Linked DNA regions of Homo sapiens: region 1 is linked to region 2. The links are chromatin loops, found by intact Hi-C in ENCODE. Cell type or tissue: MCF 10A. All regions are shown on one strand.

Region 1 (8,000 bases), 570 kb before region 2:
CCCAAGCTACAGGACAGTGGCACGATCTCGGCTCACTGCAACCTCTGCCTCCCAGATTCAAGCAATTCTCCTGCCTCAGCCTCCTGAGTAGCTGGGATTACAGGTGTGCACAACCACACCCAGCTAATTTTTGTATTTTTAGTAGAGATGGGGTTTCACCATGTTGGCCAGGCTGGTCTTGAACTCCTGACTTCAAGTGATCCACCCACCTCAGCCTCCCAAAGTGTTATAGGTGTAAGCCACTGCGCCCAGCCTTCCTCAAACTTTTAATTGTAGTAATAATAATGGCTAATCGTTACCACACTTATTAAAGACCAGACATGGTAATATCTATCTGTATATATATTATTGCACTTCACCCTCAAAACAACTCATAAACGAAGTGTTTTTACTTTTCTTATTTTACAGATGAGGAAACTGAAAATAGGAGAGGTTGAGTTACTTGCCCTGATATTACAGGATGAAAAAAGCAGCAGAGCTGTCTGACTCAAAGGCTGTGGTATTTTCTGCAATACCTCCAAAACATCCAGAAAGAAAAATATACAATTGCCACGTCCAGTGTACTGCCTGTAGAAATTCTAGATCATAGATGTCTAGCACATAGTAGGTACTCAGTAAATTATGGTTGTATGAATGGATGGAGGTGTAGTTTCTGCAACTACTTATGTGCCCCTTAAGAACTGGGATTTTGGCTGGGCGCGGTGGCTCATGCTTGTAATCCCAGCACTTTGGGAAGCTGAGGTGGGTGGATCATTTGAGGTCAAGAGTTCGAGACCAGCCTGCCCAACATGGTGAAACCCCATCTCTACTAAAAGTACAAAAACTTAGCCAGGCATGGTGGCATGCGCCTGTAGTCCCAGCTACTCTGGAGGCTGAGGCAGGAGAATCCCTTGGACCTGGAGGCGGAGGTTGCAGTGAGCTGAGATTACCCCACTGCACTCCAGCCTGGGCGACAGAGTGAGACTCCATCTCAAAAAAAAAAAAAAAAAAAAAATACCCCCCCCCCGCAAAAAAATTGGGATTTGGTTTTAATTCATTTGTATACTAAATATCAACATTATTACCAGAAGCATGTTAGTTACTCAATAAGTACTTAACCTGGATGAATAAAAATTCAGCATTTTATAGTGATAGAATTCTAAGTTAATCAGCTGGAAAATTTCTAGTGACATAATTACCCTTGAAACATGAACATTTGCAAGCTGAAATCGTTGTGGCCTGGTTCAACATGAAACAATACGCAGCTTTGATACACAGAGGCGATCCAGCGTGTGAACAGCCAGCTACCCCTCCGCATCCTCATGGAGATGAATAGTTGCATTGGAAGCCATATGTGAATAGGATTTAGAATAGTTTTCTTTCCTCATTCCTTGCAATTTTCCTGCTTCATCCATAGATGAATTAGGGTCGTGACTGTTATTTTAACATCAAAAGCAGGTGTACTATGGATGAGTGTCTGAGTTTTCCTCCCTTTAAAGTAGTAGAGTTTAGTTACTTCAGTCTAGCTCACGTATCCCTTACACCAGGGGTCCCTAACCCCTGGGCCATGAACCGCTACCCCTCCGTGACCTGTTAGGAACCAGGCTGCACAGGAGAAGGTGAGCTGCAGGCGAGTGGGCATTATCACCTGAGCTCCGCCTCCTATCAAATCAGCAGCGGCCTTAGATTGTCTTACCACCTGAGCTCCGCCTCCTATCAAATCAGCAGCCACCCCCACCTTCCCGGCTCCATGGAAAAATTGTCTTCCACGAAACCTGGTCCCTGGTGCCAAAAAGGTTGAGGACTGCTGCCGTACACCCAAAGTCAGCCGCATCCTCTGTTTCCTCGGGCAACAAATATGTACAGTTTTTAAAAAGAGGCCTGTGCTCTGGGCACGGTGGCTCATGCCTGTAATCCCAGCACTTTGTGAGGCCGAGGCATGCGGATCACCTGAGGTCAGGAGTTCGAGATCAGCCTGACCAATATAATGAAACCCCGTCTCTACTAAAAATACAAAAATTAGCCGTTCATGGTGGCATGCACCTGTAATCCCAGCTACTCGGGAGGCTGAGACAGGAGACTCGCTTGAACCCAGGAGGCGGAGGTTGCAGGGAGCCAAGATCGCGCCATTGCACTTCAGCCTGGGCAACAAGAGCAAAACTCCGTCTCAAAAATAAAAATCAAATCAAATCAAATCAAATAAAAAAGAAGCCTGTGCTTTTGTCATCCTGGATGGGAACGTCCAGCAGGGGCCTCCGAGAAGTCATTTTCTGCCCTGAGATCCCTCCTCCACCTCTGCATCCCACAGCTCTGACTACACTGGTTCCAACAAACTTAGAATGTAGAGGTGTTATTGACTACACCTTATATTTTAAAACTCACCATAAGGTGTCTAAAAATGGCTTTTTATTTCCTTCTGATCTGAAATGGTGCACCTATAGATGTGATTGCTCTGCTGCATCTCTGACTTTAATTCTGACTCTTCTCACTTTCCCAACTTGAAATGGACACTGCTTCCTTCTTAGTAAGGGTAATGGAGAAAGGAGCAAGAGTAAAAGGGAAATAGAAAGCATAAGTCAGGGAAGCTGATCCAGATAAATGTTCTTTCAAATGTCTCCTTCCTTCACGAGTGTTTGCATGGGGCCAGCCATGGTGGCTCTTGCCTGTAATCCCAGCACTGTGAGGCAGAAGCAGGAAGATCCCTTGAGGCCAGGAATTTGAGGCCAGCCTGGGCAACATAGGGAGACCCTGTCTCTACCCCAAAAAAAGAAAGCTGGGTGTGGTGGTATGTGCCCGTAGTCCCAGCTACTTGGGAGCCTGAGGCAAAAGGATCACTTGAGCCCAGGAGATTGAGGCTGCAGTGAGCTGTGATTACACCACTGCATTCCAGCCTGGGTAACAGAGTGAGACCCTGTCTCTACAAAAAAGAAAAAGAGCATTTGCATGGACTCACTGTTTGGGATTTTCAAGGCACACACTGCAGGTGCTTAACAGTCTTTTGTAATACCATGAGGGAAGCACTGGGCAAGGGCGCCATGGCACTGTGAGGGCTATAGGACTACGTAATGAATGATAACAATGTTGACCTGAGAGAGGTACACAGAGCTCCAACCCCACTGAAAAGATGCTTCTTAAATGCACAAATCTTGCATGCGTTCATGGTCCAGAATGCACAGGCAGTTGCATAACCAAAAACTAGCATCTGTTCAGAAGCTGACATTTCTCTGGACATTAGATGGTGCTGTTGTCAGCGCAGTGTGCTTTTTCCATCCTTTCAACTAAATGTTCATAGTTGCAAAGTGGAAAACAAGTATAAAAAGAAAGGAAATAGCAATTACATAGCAAGACTTCAGCTATAGCTTTCAGCTGTTTACGTCTAAGGCTCTAAGAAAGGGAAGGAGATTCTTGATAGGCTCTGTCTGAAATTTTTGCCTTCTGATGTTCCCCCGAAAGCCCTCAGAGAACCTCCGTGGAAAAATGCAGCTGCAGAATCATTAACACGTTTATGTTAAGTGCGATATCTAGAAAACTCAAATTCCCAGTGAGGATCTGTGGCAGACACCATTCATTATTAACCCCACAACCATCCTCCCTTCTCCCTCGCTGTCAAACCCTCATTTTTCTCAGGATGGCAACATACTGGCCCTTGGCCAATGGCTTATGTTTAGGCAGCAAACAGGACAAGCCTGTTCCCTGCTTCTCCAACCATCATTACAAGTCGGGCAATGGGTGCTCTCTGTGTCCTAGTCTTGGACAATGAGACATAAGCAGCAGTCTGCTAGGGATGTGTCTGGGAAAGCTTTTGCTTCTGATAAAAGGAAAGAAACCATTGTTGCCACAGTTCTCCTCTGTTCCTTCCTGCCTGATCACAGAGTGCTCTCTGGACCTATAGCTGCCAACTTGAACCCATGAGAGAACAAGCACGAGATGACAAACACCACAAGAAAAGTCGCAGGGGAGAAAACGCAGAGGGAACCTGGGTTCCTTGAAGCCATTCAACCAATGCTAGCAAATATCTATTTCTTGATAGTCTATAATATGAGAAAAATAAGTCCCTGTTTGTTCAAGCTTCCCTTGTTGAGTTTTCTATATTTCTCTCTGGTACAGGACTCCCACCCAGTTGCTTATCATTTAGTCCTGCTAGCTCCATTAGTTTTGACCACCTCCCGCTTTCCAGGGTTAGGGGCCTCTTCCTAACGGATTGCCACCATCATTTCTGCCTTGAAACTGACATTCACTGTTGCCCAGACTTGATCGTTTAGACCTATAAAGAAACAGAAACCAACAAGTAGAATCACCAGAAATCTTTAATCACTGGGAGACACATGTTCATACTGAATGCCTGGGCCTCACCCCAGACCAATTCATCTAGAAACTCTGAGTACAGGGCACAATCATCTATACATTTTTTTAAGGTTCCACAAGTGGATTGAGAACTGCTGGTCTTACTCATACGTTCCCCACTCACATGGCAGATATGCATAATAAATTGCCAAGGAAAGGAGGGAAAATAGTTAAGTATTGGGATAAGCCATCCTTTCAACATTCAGCAAATCATTCCATTATATATAGATACTGTCTCACCTTGGCTTGGTCGGCCTTGCTCTTTGGCTGATGGACATAAAGAGAAGCACGGACTACTTAGAGGTTCACTGGACTAACCAAAGGGAGGAAAGGGTGGCCCGCCCAATCTCATGGTGTCTCCAAGACCATGTTCATATCATACTGACTGCTTCTGTGTGTGTCGCCTGAGACTCCAGTAAAACTGCTATGAACAATTGGAGTCACCAAATTTCCCATCAGTTTGTCTTTTAAACACAATCTAAAAGCATTTTAAAAAGAAAAAAAAAGTTCTTATTTCTGCTACTAGCTACTTTCATTTCCTTTTTTTTTTTTTGCTTTTCTGCAAACAAACCAAAAAAAAGCCTATGCTTAAGTGGGCTGCACCGTGTCAGTATCTGTAAGGTAATCCATGGAGGCTCCTTCTGGTCCTGGGTCTGGCTTCTTTAGTCTTCAGTCAAATCCATAAGGGTTTGGCAGGCAGAGAATGCAGGATTAAGCCTGCCCATCCAGCCTGCTTCTGAGGCAAAATCAGAATTCTCAGGCTCTCTGCCACTGTCAGAATCGCTCACTCTTCTGCTTCTGACAGAGGAAAGAGATGGCAATAGATTCAGTCACACAAGGATTCCTGTTAAATGATGAATTGTGATGCCATAGAAGGCCGCACATCACTGCGGGGAGAAGTCAAAGCCCAGGGAGTTCTCGCCAGTGTGAGCACGCCAGAGGGGCCTTTAATAGCTGCATTTGCAATAAAGAAGGAGGTGAAATCCATTACCGGCTGTCTTTATTTTGCTAGCCCACTGATAAGCGATTGAAGTCTAGAGAAAGCGCTTCCAAGCACGTTTTACCTGCTCCATTTAGCCAGAGACTTGGACATATCAGGCCAATCAAATCATCACCAATAGCAGGAGCTACGGAGGTACTAATAGCTTTTCCTGGAATACTGGGAATTCCCTTTCCCTACTTTGTAAGTAGGTATCCTTAGAGAGGGTCTGGCAGAGAGTTTTAAATTTTTGTACCAGGACTCAGAGCCAGAGGGCACTGACTGCCTATTAAGTAGACGTTACTGATTCCTCAGGAGGGTGTGACAGGCTCTTAAGGTGAGCTACTGAAACAGTTTTCAAGGTTTCCCACTTGAGGTAGTGTATGGGTTTTTTTTTTTTCTACTTAGGGCAAAAATGGCTTACACCTCACAAAACAGATGCCATTGGCATCAGTCCCCTCTGCAAGGCAGTTTGCAGGCTTTGTCCTAGTTCTCCTGCAGTGTGGCATCTATGTTTTCTTCCCACTTAAACATGTTGTCTGCTGGGTTCTTTCTTGGTAAATGAGGATGTTTTAGGATGACAGTAACACTATACTGGTGAACTCTTAAGTAAGACAGATTGCCCCCCATAGTGTGGGTGGGCCTCATGCAATCAGTTGAAAATGTGAATAGAACAGAAAGATCAGCCTCCCAAGCAAAGGGGAATTCCACCAACGGACAGCCTTCAAACTTCATCTGCACCATCAGCTCTCCTGGGTCTCCAGGCTGCCAGCCAATAGTGCACATTGGGACTTGCCAGCCTCTATAATCGCATGAGCCAATTCCTTGTAATAAATCTCTTTCTATATACGCATACATCTTATTGGTTCTGTTTCTCTGAAGAATTCTACTACACAAGAGTTCCCAAACTCTTACGTTCTTCTGAAGGCATTGTTTATCGAATGTCATAAAGTAAAAAGGAAAAGACATCTTTGCTGAAAGTGTTGAGATGTTCAGTTTAAAGATTGATGTGTTTTTATTTTTTCATTTTTATATATTATTGTTACTATTATTATTATTATTTTGAGACGGAGTTTTGCTCTTGTTGCCCAGGCTGGAGTGCAATGACACAATCTTGGCTCACCGCAACCTCTGCCTCCCGGATTCAAGCGATTCTCCTACCTCAGCCTCCTAAGTAGCTGGGATTATAGGCATGCGCCACCACACCCAGCTAATTTTTTTTTTTTTTTTTTGTATTTTTAGTAGAGATGGGGTTTCTCCATGTTGGTCAGCCTGGTCTCGAACTCCCAACCTCAGGTGACCCACCTGCCTCAGCCTCCCAAAGTGCTGGGATTACAGGCATAAGCCACCTCGCCTGGCTAGATTGGTGTGTTTTTAAGCTGGTTTTGAGATGGAGTCTCGCTCTGTTGACCAGGCTGGAGTGCAGTGACGCGATCTCGGCTCACCGCAACCTCTGGCTCCCGGGTTCAAGCGGGTAATCTCATATCTTACTAATGATGAGTGGTTTTATTTTTTAAGTTCAGTGTTGCTCCCATCAGCTAATAAATACTTCAATGTTTCTGAGTCTGTAGGAAATAGGTGCTATTTAACTATTTAACTTTTCTCGATCTAGCAGTCAATTAGTCAAGATGGATTTCCGCCTCTGTCTGCTATATACTCCCTGTGCATTTCACAAAAGCCCTGTGACAGGGCAGGTTTATCTTCCTCCCCCTTTCCCTGTGCCAGCACCTACCCAGGCTAAGGAAAATGAAGGGAGCTTGTCATGTGAGCCAGGCATGGGAAGGAGACAGCCAGGTGCGTAGCATAAGGCCGTAAAGGAGATATACCAGCAGGAGGTAGGTTTTTTCAGTGTGAAAGGATGAATTGTTTTTTAGATACTTTACCCAGAGACCAAACCTTGGAAGAAACCTCTTCCTGTTTGCCTCCTCCATCCTCAAAATTGAAGACCTCCTCCCCACTCCTTTACACACACACACACACACACACACACACACACAGAGAGAGAGAGAGAGAGAGAGAGATACACACAGAGCACCCCACCCCTTATCTGGCAGCAGATAAGAACACAAAAAGCCTGAGCATCTTATCAGCAGGAGACCTGAAACTAGACCAAGAAGACTTTGGGGGTAGGTGGAGTGAGGGAGGGGGGCTGTGTAAGCAAAAGTGTTAAAGCACAAAGAAACAGTGAGAGAATGATAATAGTAAGTTATTGCAAAATGTACTGCCCCATCATCCCCACCCAATTCCTTTTGCTAGGAGGAGCAAAATGCTGGGTTTGGCTGTAAAGGAAGTAAAAGAAATAGTCCTTGATCTTATTTGCATTCAGTTTGAAAATCTAGGTATCAGTACACTAGCACCAAATCTAGTATTCTTTGGGCAATTTCTTTTCGTAGCTAGAGATGACACTACGAAAAATATTAATGTCTATATGAATGAGCAGGGCTGTGCAGTTTAGCACTCGACCACAGTTCTCTATAAATACTGATGCCCACCAGTTGGGAACTATAGTGGTGGGTTTGTTTGTTTGTTTGTTTGTTTTGTGATGGAGTTTTGCTCTTATTGCCCAAGCTGGAGTGCAATGGTACAATCTCGGCTCACCGCAACCTCTGCCTCCCGGGTTCAAGCGATTCTCCTGCCTCAGTCTCCTGAGTAGCTGGGATTACAGGCATGCACCACCATGCCCGGCTAATTTTGTATT
Region 2 (8,000 bases):
CAAAAAATATATATTTGTTGGCCAGGCATGGTGGCTCACACCCATAATCCCAGCACTTTGGGAGGCCAACGTGGGAGGATTGCTGAAGCCAGGGGTTTGAGACCAGCCTGGGCAACATAGTGAGACCCCATCTCTACAGAAATAAAATAATTAGCTGGGCATGGTGGTGCACACCTGGTAGTTCTAGCTACTTGGGAGGCTGAGGTGGGAGGATAACTTGAGCCCAAGAGATGGAGTCTGCAGTGCACTCTGATCCTGCCATTGAACTCTAGCCTAGACAACAGAGTGAGACTCTGTCTCAAAAAAAAAAAAAGTATTCATTGTTTACATGAAATTCTATTCCAATTTAACTAAACGTCTTGCCCTTTTATTTGCTAAATCTGGTAGCTCTCTAGAGAGAGAAGCAAATTCACATTTGAGTGTCTGGACCTCCCAGTAACATGCTAGGTGATTCCTATGTACTCTCCTTGATGCCAAAAGATGGATGTTCTAGAACCGTCTTGGCCCCTCACCAGTTGTATGTTCCCTGTCCCTCTGAGCCTCGGTTTCCTCATCTCTTAGGTGGACATGGGAATTCCTATCTCACAGGATTGTCACAAGGATGAAATGGAGTAAATGTAACGGCATATCGTACGGTGTCTGAGACAAAGCAGACACGCAACACATGTTTGCTGCTGAGTGAAATTCCTCACCCTCAGAATGACGCTTTGTTCTCTCACTGAACCTGTCAGGACCCGTCCAGGCTGAGACCAGGGGAGCGTGTCACTCCCACAGTGGCAGGCAACATCATGTGGTCTTCAGGGCCTTCAGGGGGAGCGAGCGAGGAACACAGGAGCTGTGCTCCTGGTGAACCATCCAGATAACAGTTCAGAGGAGAATGAGGGCCCTGGCTTTCTGTTCTTTGGGGTTGGAAGCCACGAGTACAGAAGACTCCTTTTCCATTTGGGCTTTGCCACCATTCTTCAGCAGCATGGCAACTGCTGCCAGCAGCACAAGGATGGTTTCTAATGCACCCAGAGAGTTCTTTGAGGGGCTCGAAGAGACCGAGGACCAGCTTCAGCCACCTTCCCCCCTCCGGCCTGAAGCCTCTCGAAAGCCAGGCCTGAACACGGAACAGCTGGGAAGCCTTCGAGCATTCCAAAGAAGAAATGGAACTTGGGGCATGAAGAGCTTCATTTTATCTGCTTCCTTCCCTGGATGCCTGAAGGGTGACACAGGAGGTGCCTGCCAGCGCCGCATGCTGGTCCGCCTGCAGACGGCCCTGTCCACGCACACACAGACACGTCCCAAATATTGCAGGAAGATCTCTTGAGGGAGCTCATTTAACTCGGCTTCCCTTGGAAATAAAAGTGACTGAATTCTTTCACTAGGGCTGCCATAACAAAGTGCCACAGCCTGGGTGGCTTCAACAACAGAAACGCCTTGTCGCCCAGTTCTGGAGGCAGGAATTTGAGATCGAGGTGCCAGCAGGTTGGTTCCTTCCGAGGCTGTGAAGGATGGATCTGTTCCAGGCCCCTCCTCGGCGTGCAGGTCTACACGTTCACATGAAGTTCTCCCTTCACAGCCGCCTGTGGCCAAATGTCCCCTTCCTATAAGGACACCCATCACGTTGGATTAGGACCTACCCTCACGACCTCATTGTAACTTAGTTACCTCTTTAAAGACCCCATCTCCAGGCCAGGTGCGGTGGCTCACGTCTGTAATCTCAGCACTTTGGGAGGTCGAGGAGGGTGCATCACTTGAGGTCAGGAGTTTGAGACCAGCCTGGCCAACATGGCAAAACCCCATCTCTACTAAAAATACAAAAATTAGCCAGGCATGGTGGCATGCGCCTGTAACCCCAGCTACTCAGGAGGCTGAGGCAGGAGAATCACTTGAACCCAGGAGACAGAGGTTGCCGTGAGCTGAGATCACACCACTGCACTCCAGCCTGGGAGACAGAGTGAGACTCCGTCTCAAAAATATACATATATAAATAAAATAAAATAAAATAAAAATAAAGATCCCATCTCCAAACAGGGTCACGTTTTTAGGTACAGGGGATTAAGACTTCAACATATGAATTGGGAGTGGAGGGGGACAGAATTCAACCCACATCAGTTAACTTATTGGAAAGAATAAAGTCCATTAATCCAAAAGTCTGCTGTGGTAGATATCACAAATATTCCTCTTCTACATGGATGAATCTCAAAATAATTATGCTGAGTGAAAGAAGCCAGACCAAAAGAGAACATGCTGTGTGATTCCATTTATATCAAATTCTAGAAAATGCAAACTAATCTATACAGCAGCAGAAAGCAGATCAGTGTTTGTCTGGGGATTGAGGAGTACGGATGTCACAGGTGTGGAGATGGCAAAGGATCCCAAAGAAACTTCCAGCAGTGATGGAATATTCATTATTGTGATTGTGGGGGTGGTGGTTTCATGGGCATATGTGTGTGTCAAGCTTATCAAACTGTAGACTTTAAATATGCATATTTTATTATGCATCAATTAAAATTTCATAAAGAGTTAGGGGTTTTTTAAGAATAAATATGGCCAGATGTGGTGACTCAGGCCTATAATTCCAGCCCTTTGGGAGTCCAAGACAGGAGGCTTGCTTGAGGTCAGAAATTTGAGACATAGTTGGTCCAAGTGTTGTAGGTTATTGTTAAGCTGATTTAACATTGTCTCCCAAAATAACCACACCTGACTAGCTATTAAAAAAACAGTTTAAGACCAGGCTGGGCAACACAGCAAGACCCCATCTCTATTAAAATATTGTATAAAAATTAGTCAGGCATGGCGGTGTGCACCTGTAGACCTAGCTACACAAGAGGCTGAGATGGGAGGATCACTTGAGCCCAGGAGTTCGAGGCTGCAGTTAGTTATGATCAAGCCACTGCACTCCAGCCCCTGGACAGCAAAGTGAGACCCTGTCTCAAAAAATAAATAAATAAACGAACAAATATTCCACTTCTTCTTCCCTTCTGTTCTTTTGTTGGGCATGTGGTAGGCATGTACTTACTTCCCTGTTCCCTTCAAAGTAAGGTGTGGCCGTGAGACAAGTCTTGGCCATGAGATGCTGGCAGAAGTGATAGGTGTCACTCACAGGTGGATGTGTTAAGAGCCAGTGTGTGATTCAGCACTTTCCCTTTAGTGCCATCCCTGCAATCATGGAAGGATGAGTCAAGATGGAACCTCCAACCACCTGGGTCCCTGCCATGACCAGCGCCGCCTGCTGACCTGCGCTAGATGTACATCACCAGTAAAAAAAACCCTTTGCTTTTTTAAGCCACTGAGATTTGGGGCTTGCTTATTACTGCAGCATAACCTAAGCTCTGCGGACAGTCACCTACAAGTGTGAGAGTCTGTCATTCAGCTGTGGCCCCGCTGGAATCAGGCAGGAGACGGAAGCCACACAACTAGAGGGTGAACCTAACTAACCACCCAGACTCCTCCCCTCCCCAAAGCCTTGCTATACTCTGGTCCTTTTTGCAACACAGTAATATGCATAAAGGGGTACACACTTGCTTTTCTGTGTAAAAATGGCCCCCAAAAGAAAGCTAGCTGCTGGTGGTGGCAGTGGAAGTGAGAAGGAAGGCAAGCAGTCCAGCAAGCTCTGAAGGTCAGAAGCGGGTTGTGTAGCCGGAGGCAGAGGTTGCAGTGAGCCAAGACCACGCCACTGCACTTCAACCTGGTGACAGAGTGAGACGCCGTCTAAAAAAAAAAAAAAAAAAGAAGCGGGTTGTGTAAATGACATTGGTCCTGTATTCGCACATCATGGCATGGAAACCGTGTCTCACAGCTGCCAGTTTTGTCTTCCTACATTGTTGGAGGGGGTCATATGCTACAGAGGTGGTCTTGAATTTGAGGAGTCACCAAAGCATCAGAATTTCTATGATGCCTATTTAGCAAAATGCATTTCAAACACAGGTGATCTTCCTGCACAAAGAGGCAGACTGTAATGAAGAGAAGACACGAGGCTTGCTTCGTGCCACCTGGGGAGAGTGTGGAGCCATGGTGCTTGGTTTCAGCAACTCCGCCAGCTTTCTCTGGGCCCCCTGGCAGACCCTGAGCCTTCCTGGCCCCTGAGGTCTATCCATCAAGCTGGCTTACATGGCCTCTGAGGTCCTCTTCAGCTTGAGGTCCTGTGATCATTCAGGGCTGGGCATCTCATCTCCCGCCCATGCCTTGGTGCTTCCTACATACAGGACATTCTATGACACACTTTATGTAATTCTGAGTTATTCCTCACAGCAAGCCTAGGAGGGATATGCTATTATAATCCTGGTTTTACTCCTCATGAGGAAACTGAGGCTTGACAAAGTCAAGTAATTTGCCCAAAGCCACATACCCTTACAAGACAGAGCCAGAAATGCAGTCCTGATTTTCAGAGCGTGTGCTGCTGCTTCTCAAGCACATGCTCAGATCACTCCACATTCTTTCTCATGGATTTTTTTTTTCATTTTATCTTTGCCTTTTGTTAGTAGTACGAAAAAATTACGGTTTATTGTGGGTTGTCTGGATGATACCCTCATAACCAGGAATTGCCCTTCCATGTTGGAACCAGCACCTCCATTTGTGCTCACAATCCGGCTCTAAGGGGTCTCCTAATGAAACTGCATTTAACATTTTTTTTTTGGGGGGGGATGGAGTCTCGCTCTGTCTCCCAGGCTGGAATGCAGTGGCGCAATCTCAGCTCACTGCAACCTCCGCCTCCCAGGTTCAAGCGATTCTCCTGCCTCAGCCTCCTGAGTAGCTGGGATTACAAGCACCTGCCACCATGCCCGGCTAATTTTTGTATTTTTAATAGAGACAGGGTTTCACCATGTTGGCCAGGCTGATTTTTAAAATACTTTATAAAAAAAAGAAAGAGAGAGAGAAGGAAGGAAGGAGAGAGAGAAAGAGAAAGAAAGAAAGAAGAAAGAGAAAGAAAGAAAAGAAAGAAAGAAGAAAGAAAGATAGAAAGAGAGAGAGAAAGAGGAAAGAAAGAGGAAAGAAAGGAAGGAAGGAGAAGGAAGGGAGGGAGGAAGGAAGGAAGAAAGGAGAAAGAGAAAAAAAGGAAAGAAGGAAAGAAGGCAGGCAGGCAGTGGAGACAGTTATCCCCATCCCCCACCCCCCAGAAATAGAAACATTTAAGAGCTCCAAGTTTTTAAGAATTATTTTAATACACTTTTCCTGCGAAACTCAATTCAAGGCAGCTTCAAGGTAAAAATGCTTATATTTGGCATCTGTCCTTGTATTTTTAGGCACCTTGATGCATTCACACTCACTACGCTCACACCCAGAAGACCCCCAAGAAATCCGCTTCTTTGTGCAGATAAAGGAAATGCAAACTGGTCATTCTGGAAACCAGGGTCAATTCTAGATTTCTAGAAGCCTGGCTGTGGGCCTCAAGGCCCTTCATGAAAGCAAGGGCCTCAGATTGACCCTTTCCAAGCATCCCCTACCAGGAGGGGAAGGGCACAGATTCTCAAGGGACCGTGGTGCATGCAGGTAAACCGAAACCTCTAGGCTGGCACGTGGCACCACTGCCCTGGGAGACAAGCCATCCCCGCTCTCTGTCTGGATGGCCTGGTCAATGCAGTGTAGATCATGGATGTGATTTCTCTCACTGATATTCGGGGGATACAATTTAAAATGTATCCAAGTATCTGATGGAAATAAGAGGGAGCTACAGAAAATGACTCAAGCTGAGGACATATAGGAAGGAATCGGTTCAGGTGTAAGGAAGGATTTCTGGGGAACTTTCTTCCTTGTGTTCATCCCTCCCTCTTTACATAAGGTCTTGAGTCACGAGCACCTTGTGTTAGATGCTGGGCTACAAAATGATCAAAACAGAAGGCCTGCCCACTGAGAATACACACTTCCCTGGGCCACATCCACCCTCCAAAGTAATCCCACCATAACAGGGCAGCTGTCATCATGGAAGGACTGCCCACGTGCAGAGGGGCCCAAGAAAGTGGTCTTGTCCTCAAAGCAACTTGAGATGAGGATCCTGTGTCATCCAACAGCTACAGCTTAGGCAGATGAATAGCGGCTTCCCTGGGCCCAGGCAGTCCTCCAATTCATAAAAGCAAACAGGCCTGGGGCAGTGGCTCACGCCTGTAATCCCAGCACTTTGGGAGGCCTAGGCAGGCGGATCACAAGGTCAGGAGTTTGAGACCAGCCTGGCCAACATGGTGAAACCCCGTCTGTACTAAAAAAAATACAAAAATTAGCCGGGCATGGTAGCATGCGCCTGTAATCCCAGCTACTCAGGAGGTTGAGGCAGGAGAATTGCTTGAACCCGGGAGGCGGAGGTTGCTGTGAGCTGAGATCACGCCACTGCACTCCAGCCTGGGAGACAGAGCAAGACTCCATCTCAAATAAAAAGGAAGGAAGGAAGGAAGGAAGGAAGGAAGGAAGGAAGGAAGGAAGGAAACAGAATAGTAGGTTGCCAGCTGGACTGGTTCTAGAGGTTGGAGAGGCCAAGTTCCTCCCATGACAAATCAGGAAACTGAGGACACACTTTCACGGCCAGTTCTCCAGCAATGTCCACTAGCATCCCAGGCTCTCTATCTACCTAAACAAAGTCGATTCCCCCTGCCTAGCAATTTAATGTATGAGGGTTTTTTTTTTTATGGTAATGAGTTGGAACTGAATACACACTAAAATGCAGCGCAAATCACTGCGATGAGAGCTGAAAAATGCTAATCTCTCTCCAACATCTTCAGTGCCATTCTCCTGAAACTACCTGCTCCAGCAAGGTTCCCGTGGGTTAATTATTGCTGCAGAGGAAATTGCACTGATTTGCATCTGCTTTCATCGGCTGGAACCAGCGCATGTCAGTCCTGCAGGAACAGACCTGGGTTAACCTGTTGGCTGCTTCAGGCAAGAGGGACACCGAGTTGCAGGCTGCCTCTCCACCCCGCCAGTGCTGTTTCCCAGCCTCAGGGCACCTGCAGAGATACCAATCTGGTTACCTGTTCACCTGTACTTTGTGCATCTGATACTCCCAGAGCCTGCCCACCTGCTCTTTGCAATGCAGCAGCAGCAAATCCCAGGCCCCAAGCTCAAGGCCTGGGATTTAATTTGCCCTATTTGAAAGGTCCCATTCCTACCTGGTGAGCTCATCAATAACTATCAAAGCCACCTTTCTTCCCCTCCAAGAACCAGCCTTTCTACAGTGACTGGCTCCAAATGCAATTTCAAAATCTGGCTGGCTCCTGCAGAAGCCAGCACAGCCTCCCAGATGGGAGTAGGCCATCTCTGAAGGCGGGGCGAGTTACAAAACAGAATCCCCATGCACTAAGAGAAAGAAGAGAGAGATTGCTATAGAGGACTGGCCTCTGGGGCTCTGAAGACCTAAGTCCTCTGTTCTCAGATTGCATGGGACTTGAAAGCTCCTGGCTGTTGGTCTCCTGTGTGTGTAACAGGGTACCTTCTCTTTCTCAGAAAAGGAAAAGTCTGTAATCCATGCATTGATATGCAAATGTATGTTTACCCAGGTGAGGTGTATTGTGGGAGAAACCCCTGGGATAAGTTTCCACTCTGCACATAACCTTTATTACAGTATTCTTGTTTCACTGGGCTACTCAAAGGGTTTAAAAATAAAGTTTCACTTGCATACTACGTCTGGCCTGCAGAAATCTTTCACTGAGCCGTGTTTTAACCAAAAGCACTAATATTATTATGTTTGCATTAGCATGTGTGGGCTGTCGTTAGGTGCTTTTGATTATAATGACAGCACCAAGAGTCTTAAATCTAGGTAGCACCTGTTCTGAATGATCCTCTGATGATATTGAATATAAGCAAAATAAGTATTTCATATTATTGATGACAGATTGGATGTGACTGCATTTTCTCTATGAAAGATGCTGAGCAACTCTGCATCAATAACTGTGTGGAGGACTCCAGGATTTGGTTCATACAGGAACTCCTTTAATAGTGCTTAGCTTACAAGCTCTCCAGGTTGGGGATGGAGCCTCAGTTAGATTGATACAGTTTGCAGAGTGCCTGGCTTAGTCGATGTTCAA

The links. Hi-C counts contacts between places; a loop is a spot of excess contacts. Peaks named below come from ENCODE experiments on the same cell type or tissue, not always from the same donor. Only the 100,000 strongest peaks of a DNase experiment are listed, where the experiment ranks them.
Region 1: it touches region 2 in a loop (9-fold over the local background); 2 of 110 quality-filtered maps call a loop at or near these places.

Annotation. Positions count from the first base shown.
Region 1 is chr1:234,483,927-234,491,926 of GRCh38, forward strand. No RefSeq gene overlaps it. Among named protein-coding and RNA genes, the nearest start is that of TARBP1, 8.7 kb to the left of the region's middle. RefSeq lists a silencer at 3,124-3,213 and an enhancer at 4,637-4,696. In MCF 10A, a CTCF peak has its summit at 3,216; a DNase peak (open chromatin) is centred at 3,205.
Region 2 is chr1:235,053,943-235,061,942 of GRCh38, forward strand. No RefSeq gene overlaps it. Among named protein-coding and RNA genes, the nearest start is that of LINC01348, 12 kb to the right of the region's middle. RefSeq lists an enhancer at 1,316-1,815. In MCF 10A, a CTCF peak has its summit at 3,229 (motif pointing left); DNase peaks (open chromatin) are centred at 3,129 and 7,219.